2 separate regions of the Homo sapiens genome follow, and region 1 is linked to region 2. The links are chromatin contacts, found by Hi-C or POLR2A ChIA-PET in ENCODE. All regions are on one chromosome and are shown on one strand. Each heading gives the region's core, a stretch centred on a gene start or an enhancer-like site at or near the end of the contact. The rest is flanking DNA. Distances are from core to core; before and after follow the strand shown. Region 1 has its middle 14 kb from the start of LINC02785. Region 2 has its middle 21 kb from the start of LINC02785.

Region 1 (5,754 bases), core at 2,979-5,478, 38 kb after region 2:
GTGTGTGTGTGTGTCTGTGTGTGTGTGTGTGTGTTGAGTATTTACTTACCTTCTGGCACTACAAAATGCTCTACAGTCATTTCATGTAGTCACTGCCCCAGTCCTAGAATCAACCATTTCTCCAAATAGCCCTGGCGCCTTTTATTGAAGAATAGTATAAGAAACCAAGATTTGAGTGCTTGGTGTGCTCCTTACTACTGGATGTCATTTCTTTTACACCTTGTCAGCTCACAGAGCAAAGAAATACATGTGCATATAAGAAGCTGTGTGTGTAAATATACAGCTTGGAAACACCTGTATCTACTTTAAGTTAAACATGAGTTCTTACCGATGTCATCAACTCTACTCCATTACCACATGGATCATTCTCTCACTTACCTATCATCTCCCACTCAAACAGTAAGGAACCTGGCTCCCACCATCTGCAAATTCTTTTACAAAAAATTAATTGTTCAATTCCAGCAGACATGTATAGCAGTATCAGAATTGTTAATACTTCCATGAGAAACAACTTTTTAAAATAAAATACACTACTTAATGTGCCTTTAGCCTTATACACCCCATTCATTTCCAAAGTTACCTATGTCAGTGCCTTTTCTCCCTTCAGGGAATGAAATATTATTATGATATATATAATTATAATAAAAATATTATATATATAATTATAATAAAAATATTATTATTATTTGTTTTTTGAGATGGAGTCTCACTCTGTCTCCCAGGCTGGAGTGCAGTGGCACAGTCTCAGCTCACTGCAACCTTCGCCACCTGGGTTCAAGCAATTCTCCTGCCTCAGCCTCCCAAGTAGCTGGGATTGCAGGTGGCTGCCACCACGCCCAGCTAATTTTTGTAGTTTTAGTAGACACGGGTTTCATCACATTGGCCGGGCTGGTCTTGAAGTCCTGACCTCAGGTGATCCACCTGCCTAGGTCTCTCAAAGTGCTGGGAGTGAGGGCATTTTATACATTTATAATACAATTAGATTCTCTTGCCACAGTCTGCATTTTCTCCTGGGATCCCTGACCTCCTAAATTATTTATTAAATTTGCATACATTAAGGCTTATTCTTTATGTTGTAAAGTCATATGGGTTTTGACAAATGCATAATATCATGTATATATTGTCACAGTATCATACAAGATAGTTTTACTGCCCTAAAACATCCCTGTACTTCATGTATTCATGCTTTCTCCCACCCCAAGTCCTGGACAAACCACTGATCTTTTTATTGTCTATACGGATTTGTCCTTTCCAGAATGTCATACAGTTGGAATGAGAAAGTAGCCTTTTTAGACTGGCATCTTTCACTTACCTGTATGCATTTAAGCTTCCTCCATGTTCTTTTGTAGTTTGATAGCTAATTTCTTTTTATTGCTAAATGATATTCCATTGTATGGATCTACCACAGTTTGGTTATCCATCCATCTATTAAAGGACATCTTTATTATTTCTAGGTTTTACAATTATAAGTAAAGCTGCTATAAACATCTGCGTGCAGGTTTGTGAACATAAGCTTTCAGCTCAATTGAGTAAATACCCAGGAGTATGATTGCTGAATAGTATGATAAGATTATGTTTAGCTTTGTAAGAAACTGCCTGTCTTCCAAAGTGGCTGTACCATTTTGCATTCCCACTAGCAATCAATAAGAGTTTCTGTTGCTCTGCATCCTCACGATCATTTAGTGTTATTGGGTTTGTTTTTTAAAAGATATTAGTCACTCTAACATATGTGTAGTGATATACCATTGTTTTAATTTGCAATTCCCTAATGATGCATGATGTTAGAGCATCTTTTTATGTACTTCTTTGCATATATCCACTTTTGTAGTGTCTGGAAATTTGTATTTTTTAACGATTCTTCTGAATGATTCTGATGAAGACCAAAATTAAAGGGCCATTATTCCAGACTCATCATTTGCCACTCACCTCAACTTAGCCACTTGCCTCCAATTATAGCATCTTAGATACCAATAGGGACTCTTTCCCCTTTACCTCACTTCACAGCGAAACATTTTGGTCTTTAAATTTTCACCACTTATAATGAGCAATCTATTTGAATAGGAGGGTGATCTATTCCCAAAGGCCTAAAAGGGAGGTAAACATGAGGATGCCTATATCTGAGGATGGGCTAAAGTTTATACTTGCAGCTTATGGACTCACTAATTTTTACAATTTGATGAATTCTTACTCACTGAAGTTTGATTCTATGGGCCATGGTCATCTGGCCCACCTATCCAGGATCTCTCCATGTGAGGATAGCGGGTGCCATAGCTTTTGATTCACAATTCAGAACACATGATTTTTCTATGAAATTATAGATCTTTAATAAATGAGAATGTTTAAGTCCATTTGTAAACAGCATAGCACACAATCTAGAATAAGGCTTAAAACTCGAGTAGAAAACAGGTAGTTTCACTATAAACATCAATCGTTGGACATTGACCACTGAATCCAATGCTGTTTCTCTTTTTTCTTCTAAGAAGAAACTTTCTACTTTCCTTCATGCTTCAGATGTTTGAAATCTCAGGGCCTGTGCAACCCACAACTTCCTGGAGACATCACTTCCTACACTCTTCTCAGGAGCTTCAGAGCATTTTATTGTTTTCATAAAGAAGGGGTCCTTTACCTTCTTAACTCTCCTGATCACACAACCTGGTGCTCTGATATGTACCCAGGTCCTTCTGGAGGGGATTAGTAGTTCTGTTTGCCTCATGTTTCCTGTTTACTCTCTTTGAAAGTTCAGAACAGACAATCTTCATCATCATTATCACCTGGTTATACCATGTATACCTAAACATCTGCAGGTATCATTAACTGCCTTTTTCCTGCCCCCGAAAAAGACAGGGTTTGTATCCTTGGCAATCAAGTTCCTACTCTCTCACTTACCATCTCCCATGTTTGGCAGCTCTGGGGAGCTGTGATAATTTTCACATTAATTCCTTAAAATCACCTAGTAATTGGCCCTCCCCTAAAACCACCTCTGGGTCGTTGTTTTTATTCCAGGTTTTGACCAGTAATTCCTAAAAAAAAAAAAAACTGTTTTTAACCTCTCCAAAATTTTAAATAGGTTTACAATAGAAACATTCTATGGGTTATAATGTAGTTTCTTCACAAGGTCTTAAAGAATCCAGCAAAGGAAAGCAAGGTTATACCTACTGCCTTTCCCTAAGGAAGATAACCAATCTTCTTTCTTTTCTGTCTTCGGCCTTGGTTTATGTGGAAATCCATTTGAATGGGGACTATATTTATCTATATGATCTGTCTTATGTATTCAGTTTGGGCTCACTGTGAGAGATGTATATACACCTGTCAAATTATGACAATTGGTTATTCTTGGCTGCAATGCTGACTTAAGTGATGATCTTCCTCAAGTCTCATAGATTTCTCACCTTGTAAAAATACTAGCCTACTTAAATAGAAACACTGTGAGGATTAACTAATAGGTTGTTCTGAAAATGTCAATGTCTATAAACATTATTATTAATGAGTTAAATTATAAATATACATGTTGAAGTAAGCAAGCCCTTGATTTTAAACTCCAAAAGAATGCTAGTTTGAATAGTTTAATGTTGTTACTCCAGTATAACACTAGATTTTTAAAAATCTAAGACTACATTTTGCCCAAGACTATGGCCAATACACATCAAATTGGTTTTTTGTTGTTTTGTTTTAATTACCTTTAATATTCACATTAAAGAATTTTCTAGAATCCAAGACTAGGCAATCTTAAAGATCATCATACTTTTACCCGGAGTGGGGTTATAATTGTATAACCACTTAAAAATCTGGTCATTCAACCTCCCATTAAACTCTAGAATAGCATTCTACTTCATATGAAGACCCTTTGAAGTGTTCAGTGAAAACTAATTGTTAGAAATGTCTTTCTGTAAACTGAGATGAATTCCATTGAATTCCTAATCTTTGGTCTGTGTTCTGGAGCTAAATCTTATCAATCTTCTCCATGACAGCCTTTTAACTATTTGATGACAGTCGTCAGAGCCACACGAGTGTTTTTTTTTCTCACAGCCCCCAGATCCTTTTTTCATCCTTAATGTGACATGGTTTCCTGAACTCAGCCTTCATCCTGTTTGCCCTCTCAAGACAGGCTGCAATTTCTCATGGTACCTTTCAAGCGTGGTGCAGAGGACTGATGACAGAACCCTAGAAGTAGCCTCCGAGTGGGAACTAACACTGGGGCCCGCCTCCCTTCCTGTCCCCCTCCCACCTGCACAGGAGCCCAGCTGCAGGCAATGATAAGATGCTCTGCTTCTGGGCCCCGCTTCATTTCCTGCCTTCCAGCCAAGGGCTTCAACTGCAGACAATCAGAACTGTTCAGATCCTGGGGCCCCACTGTACATCCTTCCCCCTAAATCCCTGGGTGCCAAAGGTAGGTGCCAGTCAGCACCCACCCCCTCACCCCCAGCAACTGGAGGCCCATGTCAGCTTCAGCATAAAAATCTCCTTATGCCCAAGGGCTCCTTGTTCACCAGTAGTTCACCATCCTGACTGCACATTAGAAATCCCTGGGGGGCTTTTAAAAATATCAATACTGCTATACTACCCACAGATTCTGATAGAATTGGGCTGCTGTAGGACCCAGGCATGATACTTTTGAAAAGCTCCCGGGGAGTTCTAACGGACAGTCAGGGTTAAAATCCAGTGAGGAAACCCGGATTCCTCCTGAGGCTATGAAAATGTTTTATCTCCCCTGCCCGACTTATCACCAAGTCAGTGGTGATTTCTCAGTCATCCAGGTCATTACTGTAGGCACTTAATATCAAATATTGAATGAATAAGTAGCCTCATGTTCCTTTGAGACCCACACCCTCTGTGAATGATAAGCTGTCTGCTTCTTCAACCTCATCATTTGGTGATCTCTTGTCAATTCTCTCATATTCATCATGAACTTTGGCTTGCCATCCTTCTCCTCCATCTTTTCATCACCTGCTTGGGGACCAGCACCCACACAGACTGTGTTTCCACATCCTGGCCTCCACTTCCTTGATCTCAACTCCAGTGACCTTCATCACCACCCCACCAAAGACACCTACACCCAAGACCACACTCACACTTTGTCATCATTCAGAACATCTTCCCCTCTGAAATATTAAATCCCACTGTTCCATTCTAACCATTCTCTGTCAAGCTCTCACTCTTTTTACTCCATCTCAATCATTCTTTTTTACCCCCTGGTCAAGCTTTAAGAAAGAGTGCTTTTCACTTTTTCCAATGCTTTCACTCTTTTCGGTGCTTTCCAATGCCCATTTTGCTATCTTCCACCTACTCCTCAACTCACTTCACTCTGTCTTCTCACCTCATCTTGTCACCAAAACTCCTTCTTCTAGGGATACTTCTAAATCTTCATTTACTGGAATGCTTTACAGCATTTAGTGCTGAATATAGTCACTCTCTCTTGAAACCATGTCCTCACCCAGTTCCTGGAGCCACACTCTCCTGCCTCACCTATCATCACCTATCTCACTTATCATTACTTTTCAGTGTCCTCTGCAGGCTTCTCTTCTTCCACCAGACTCCTAAATGTTGCTGGTCCCTAAGACTCCAGTGTGGTCCCATAATGACATTTACATTTTTAAAAATCATGCCCATAGCTTCAAATACTGCTTTTAACAGGCAACTTCCCCAAATAAATATCTAGCCCAGACCCCTTTCCTGATGTATGAATTGAATTTCAGTTCAATACATATCTCCAAAAGAATATCCCACAATTCTTCTCAAATCCAGTGTATTCAAAAC
Region 2 (6,487 bases), core at 482-2,981:
CAAGCCAGCCCCTACCCAGCCCCGCCTCCCTACCGCATACACCATGCTCCACACCCACAGTGCACATTGCCCACTTTGTGTTATGCATATGCTGGGTCCTTTCCCTGGAATATAATACTTTTTCCCTCCTTTGCCTGGTAGACCTCTCTCCTTGAAGACAAAGTGTTGATATCAACTCCACCTTCAAGTCTCTCAAGCAGAACTAGATGCTGTTTCTTCAATGTTTCCACATCTTCTTGTTCACATGTGTCTAAGGTACCCATTGAATTATTTTATAATTTCTATGGCCATATCTTCTAGGATAAACAAAATTCATGTCAGAGGCTGCATCTTTTTGGTCTTTAGTAGTTCCAGGGTTAAGCTTAATGTCCGACCCTATCAGATCTTTGCCATGTTTATTAAATAATTGCTCAATGCCAATTTCACATTCACAGGAAAAAAATCCAGACATGTATACATTCTACACTAAGACAAATACAAACTAAGGTTAAGAAGAGAGTTCATATAATTAAATCCTTGTTACATGGTGCTAAAAGCCTATGTGAACAGAGATTTAACAGTAGAAAAAGCAAGTGCTTCCAAATCTGAAAATGTGAGCCTCAATTTCACTGCTTGTGGCTGTTTAAACTTGAGCAAGTGAGTCGCTGGGCCTCAGTTTCCTCATCTGTAGAATGGAATGGAATAATATCTGCCCTGTTTACCTCACAACTGGTGGTTGTGATAACATGAGATGCTGTGTGCCATAAAATAGATTATTAATGTATCATGTCCTGTCTGTCTACAGCTTGATCTTATTATCATCAGATATTAAACATTACCTAAAACACTAAAGTACAGTGAAATAAAAAGGTTTCATTCCATTCACTAAACATATGGGGCACTGGGATAGAAGAAAGAAAGAAGGGAAAAAAGTTCACCAGTTGAGCAACACTCCTTTGAATTTAACATAGCAGAGGGGTCTCAATGCAAGAAAATTTCCTATGGATTCTTGCTCTACAGAGTCATTGTGGGTTTTTTCTGTCCACCTCTCCACTCCCACCCTCCAAACATCCACCAAGCGCTGATTTCTGAAGGTGAAAGCAACAAGGAGGGCTTTATATTGTGTTTTCCTTTCCCACCTCCCTTTACATATTCTTTCTTTCCATGCTGCCCCTTTAGGAAGGCAGGGGTGGTCTGCCATTGGGCTTATCATCAGTCTCCCAAGAGCCCCGTGGTATACAATTATGCCAAGCTTCGGATTGCTTGCAGTAGAGTTGTCAGGTTACTTTCAACTCCAGGCTTTTGGCACAGGGAAGGCATTTGGCTGGACCAGGCAGGGGCTTTAACTCGCAGCCTGCTCTGCCAAGTACAGTTGATGCTTCAGGCAAGAGGAAAGGAATTTGAAGTTTACTCTGGCTCCAGAAATTCTGCTTAAGGAACATCAGCAGTTAATAAAATTTAGTCATTTTTTAAACTAAGCTTACTGCTTTTTGTGTGCTAATCTGTAATCTCCTCTTTTGGGCAATATTTCAGCCTGCTTTGACAGCCCTGTTCAGACTCCATTAATCATAGAATGTGATGACTTCCCTACTTTTCGATTTTTAAGATGCTTCAAGGGAAATCTGTCTCCCCAGACACTTGCGTACTACATTGTAAGCCATTTTTACTATGAAGAAGATTGTAAGCTCAATTACGGGCTTTACTGCGCTGATAACGAACACAGATATGAGACAAGCAGACTTGAGCTCCTGCCTCGAGGATGGTGAGCAAAGAGCCTAAGCAAAACTGAGAGGAAATGAAACACAAAGAGGAAACAGAAAGGTGAGAAAATAGAGGGTGGGAGGGCAGGCAAGTGATTCATGGGGCCACCATAAAAGGGATATGTTAAGTGACCAAAGCAAAACCTCTAGAAAGGGCTCAAATACATAAGATAGAGATCACATGGGGCTGTTCTGTCAAATATAGGGTGAGTGATGGGAAAGAAAATAACTTGTTAAGGGAAGTTTCTAAACTGAGAAAATTTTGTGAGGTTTGAATATCTGTGAGACCAGTTTCGATCTAGAACCAAGAAGTAGATCCAAGACCTCCACAAAATGTATGTCTCTTCCCTGAGGAGAATGGGTTAAAATAGCCCAGACTAGGTACAGAAATAAGGAGAAAATAGCAGTCCTGGAAGACCTAATTGGCCTATTAACTTTTTTTTTATTTTCTTTTTTCTTTCTTTCTTTCTTTCTTTTTTTTTTTTTTTTTGAGACAGGGTCTCTCTTTGTCACGCAGGTTGGAGTGCAGTGGTATGATCACTGACTGCAGGCTTGATCTCCTGGGCTCAAATGATTCTCCCACCTCAGCCTCCTGAGTAGCCAGGACTTCAGGCATGCATCACCACATCTGGCTAATTTTTGTATTTTTTGTAGAGATGGGATTTTGCCATGTTGTCCGGGCTGGTCTTGAACTGCTGAGCTCAAGCAATCTGCTTGCCTCGGCCTCCTAAAGTGCTGGGATTACAGGCATGAGCCACCAGGCCCAGTCTAAGGCCTAATAAGTTATGCTACCAAAAATAAATTATATAAGATATTGTAATTTTATCCTTATACAGTACATAGTTTCTCCCATGAGCTCTCTCCACTATGCTATTGTTTTTATCCTTCTATAGTTGGATGATGTGTGTGTTCTACCACAGAGGACACTGGAGGGTGGGGGATCTCCAAAACAAGTGAGGGGAAGCCCCCTTTTCCTTTTCCACTGGATGATGAGTTCCTGGGGCCACAGGGATTTGAACCTCTTATAGTCACTTTCAGCTCTGAGCTCTCGCTTACACTGAAATACTTGTTTTAGAGATCATGATTGATCATCACATTGTGTGGTTCAAATTCCTCATCATATTGACCTGAATATTGAATTCAGCCTTTTCTTCTGATTTTCACCATTATCAACCAACAAACCAACAAAATGAAACAATTTCTGAGGTATTTATATGAATAGAAGACCTTCTCAAAGATTGGCAATGACAAGGTACACATCACATGTAACTTAAAATTCCATGATTGATATCCCCATTCCTAAAAATATCATGGTCACTTCTCAGATGTGGACTGTAGTCTTCCACCATATTCTTTGAACTTTTCCTTCTTTTCTCTTTTTCCTACACTTCAAACTTTCTGTTGATTTCGAATGCAGAGACAGTTGATGATCTCTTCTGTTACGCTTTCTCTTACCAATCCATGCTATCAGGGGCACATCTTCTGCCACAAGAAGCAAAGTACTGCCTTGCTATATGGAAGCTCAGATCACATACATAAGCCATTCCACATTTCCAGTGACAATTTCATTTCAAATCTCACTGACGGGCTATTTATTTGGTGACTACTGTGTACTGTGTGAACATGTACATCGATGTTCATATAAAATTCCTTATAATCAAAAAACTAGAAAACCTTATACTTCAGCCAGAGGGAAATAGGTAAATTCATTATGCTTTAGTCACTCAATGGAAAATTATATTCAGTAGGGATCACAAACTTTAACTCACTTTACAACTCGTATGTACAAATAACTCTAATGGCTTCATTCAGCCTCTCAATCCTCTAGTCTTACTATACTGACTAGTGGGGAAAAGATTAACTTACTCTTCGATCGATTTAAAGATTAGTCTGCAATCATAATTTAGGTAATATTCAGTCTTCTTAAATAAAAGTGTTAAATCTCTCACATAGTTCCCCTTCCCCTGCTTTTGTCATTAGAACGGCAGTGCGGTATATCAGGACATCCCGCATGACTTTTTGGCAGCAAAAAAGAGGAAGTGCTCGCAAGCATGGTAATGGCCTCCTCCTCTGGTCTCTGGAGTAAACCCCAAACTGCTCTGTCTTGCTAGCATCCACTGATGCAGGATACCACTACTTTAGCTCAATCTCATCTCTTGGCTCGGTGATCCTGAGCCTCCTTGACTAAATAGGCCTCGAGGCTTTGACTCAGCTTCTGATGGCCAACTACCCCTATGCAGTTGCCACAGACCCCATTCAGCCCTGGCCTACAGCCTGCCCATGGCTTTGCTGCCAAATTACCTTGACCCACCATTACAAACCCTATTACAGACTTGACGGCTTTTAACTCAGTATGAACACCTTAGGAATGGAGGGGTGTCTAGAAAATGACAACCAGACCTTTTTCTGGGTCTCATAGGACCACTCAGCTTCCCCTTCCTAATCACTAGGCTGCCCCACTGTGCACAGAAGTGTCCTCCCAGGGTTCCCAAATGAGAGTTGGAGGTGGGGAGTAAAAGCTTCCTGGAGGCTGTTTGCTCCCTCAACTTGTAAAATGCACAGTAAATTGGGGCCTACATTTAATTCTTTCACTTTCTTCCTTTCCCTCTCCTCTCTGTCCCACTTCCTCTGAGACAGAGAGTGAGTTTTTATTTTGCTTCCTTTTGTCATATACATACCCCTGCACCTGCTGAGCAACAGTCTCCATGCTTTGCTGTTAAAGACGGAATGAGCATCTTCTCTACACCAAAGAGAACTCTATGGTGGAGGTCATCCAGGCTTGGCTGTAATATGCAAGAGAGGGCAGTAGCCAAAGGAACGTAGCAAAGCCTTTCTCCTGCAGCTGGGATCCTATTTACATGTCAGAAACTAAATATTATCTCAGTCTTTCTCTTGATGTTACTCTCATGCCAAGCAGGAGGATAGAGCACTATATTTAGAGGCTACTAAATATCCATGTAGTCTCCCAATACGGAATAGAAAACTTTTGAACTCTTAAATTATCTTTGTCTGCATATTTATCTTCAACAACTGCTTAGCAAGCTAAAAAATCCTCAGAAGAAAAAAAAATCCATTTGAAGGGCTTGAAAAATACAACCTTTGAGTAAGAGGAAACTTTCTGCAGTCTATAAAGTCAAATCTCAGAATGGCAGTCCCTTTAACATGTGGTCTTCTATTCTTTATGTAAATGCCACCAAAACTCACTCCTTCACAAGACAACCCACCTTGTCTAGGGACAGCTCATGTTATCGGAAAGACCTTTCCTCTATTAGGGAGAAACCAACTGAGTTTTTTCCTCTACCTGGAATATCCACCTCCTCTGGTGTCCCCTCTCAGAATTCTACCTGTTTTTCCGGACGCATGTGAAATGCCACCACTTTAGTATGTCATGTCCCCAGTCACAGTGCACCTTAGGTTTATCACTGACAATCTCCCCCACCAGACCCCAGGCCCAGGAAGGCAGACCTCTCCCTTCTTCATTGAAGTTCCTCTTGTAATGAGCACATAGTAGGTGTTCAACTTTTGTTGCAATGAATGAGCTCCCTGTGTTCCAACTGCCTTCTGGGCCCTGGAATCATTTCTTAAGCAAACGGCTCAGCAATGGCAAAAAAGCAGGTAGCTGTAAGGCAGTGAGACATACCAATGGCAAAGATAAAGGGCATATGACAGACAGGAAAAGGGTGACACAGTTCTGTTCCTTGTAAAGTTAGGCGGCTCACTATGCATCTCTAAGCATGCAGGGCAAATGGAATGCTTTGCGACGGCAGCCTGCACACCGTGTGCTGTATTTAATGTTCTTCAGCTGTGTGACAGGACTGACAAAACTGATCCCACCTTCATCCTTATCTAATCATTTTATGGGGCATTAAGCTGCCTTTGCCTGAACGGTTACCAGCTGCAACAACACTCCAGGAAAGGACACAACCCTGCTTATGATAAAGCACATTACACTCATGGAACCCGTCTCTATGAATCTCCGATTCACAGTTTATATAATTTACCCTAGGCTCATCCTCCACCTTCCCTTTGGGGCGTGGACCTACACTCATTCAGCTGTAGGCAGTTGCCTATTGAAGGTGCCGTGCTGCACTAACACATTGTTAGGGTTTTAAAGTTGGTGAGACTTTTCCCTGTGGCAACACAACTTTCCCAGCCTCTAGGTTAAATGCAGACAGCTTACTGAGTGACTTTAAAGCTAAGTATCCCTGCTTTGTAAACTTCAATGACCACAGTTTTTATTATAAACAGTGGTTACCTTGATTGTGGGGTCAGCCTCCCTGTGGAAAGACACAGAACCCTCTGGTCACCTGAAGGCATTTCAAACATGTTTTTGCTTGAAAGGATCATCGCTGCGTGCCTGTCTTCATTCCTGCTCTCTTCTCCATGTGCTTTGCCTTGCTGCTGGTATGTGTTCATTCTGCAGCTGCTGGCAGCTGCAACTCAGGGCAGTAGGATTCCAGCAGGTGAGGAATGTATATTATGCAAGCCATGGCAACTAGAAACACCAACATCTCCTGCAACCCCTGAAAATGAATGGCACAGCTCTGCAACAAAGTCCATGTATTAGAACTTGCCTGTGTCCTAGGAGTGAGCTATTAGCCCTGACAGAGAAACAGACAGGGAGTGTGGTGAGGTGGGACCTGGAGCCAGCCTGAGTTTGGATCCTGGTTTGACCTGGAGTGAGTTATGGAAGCTCTCTGTTGTCTCAGTTTCCTCATCTGCAAAATGAAGGAAATATCTCAAAAGCT

Evidence for each region. A loop is a pair of places that touch in the nucleus more often than their neighbours do. ChIA-PET counts read pairs that join two places held with the same protein, here RNA polymerase II (POLR2A). Pooled maps may share reads with other maps.
Region 1: a map of B cell shows a loop between it and region 2 (4-fold over the local background). The contact joins two enhancer-like sites. A Hi-C loop is called at or near these places in 9 of 168 maps with a recorded cell type or tissue (B cell, CD14-positive monocyte, CD4-positive, alpha-beta T cell and 5 more), 1 of 37 single-sample maps with no recorded cell type and 10 of 50 pooled maps. POLR2A ChIA-PET finds 5 or more read pairs at or near these places in 4 of 52 experiments (OCI-LY7, T-cell, WTC11 and 1 more).

Annotation. Positions count from the first base shown.
Region 1 is chr1:108,075,608-108,081,361 of GRCh38, forward strand. No RefSeq gene overlaps it. Among named protein-coding and RNA genes, the nearest start is that of LINC02785, 14 kb to the left of the region's middle. Within about 2 kb of position 4,229, at least 6 of the 41 ENCODE cell types and tissues checked have a DNase peak (open chromatin) inside an H3K27ac peak, as active enhancers do; they include B cell and natural killer cell, where a contact is called at or near this core.
Region 2 is chr1:108,040,125-108,046,611 of GRCh38, forward strand. No RefSeq gene overlaps it. Among named protein-coding and RNA genes, the nearest start is that of LINC02785, 21 kb to the right of the region's middle. Within about 2 kb of position 1,732, at least 4 of the 41 ENCODE cell types and tissues checked have a DNase peak (open chromatin) inside an H3K27ac peak, as active enhancers do; they include B cell and natural killer cell, where a contact is called at or near this core.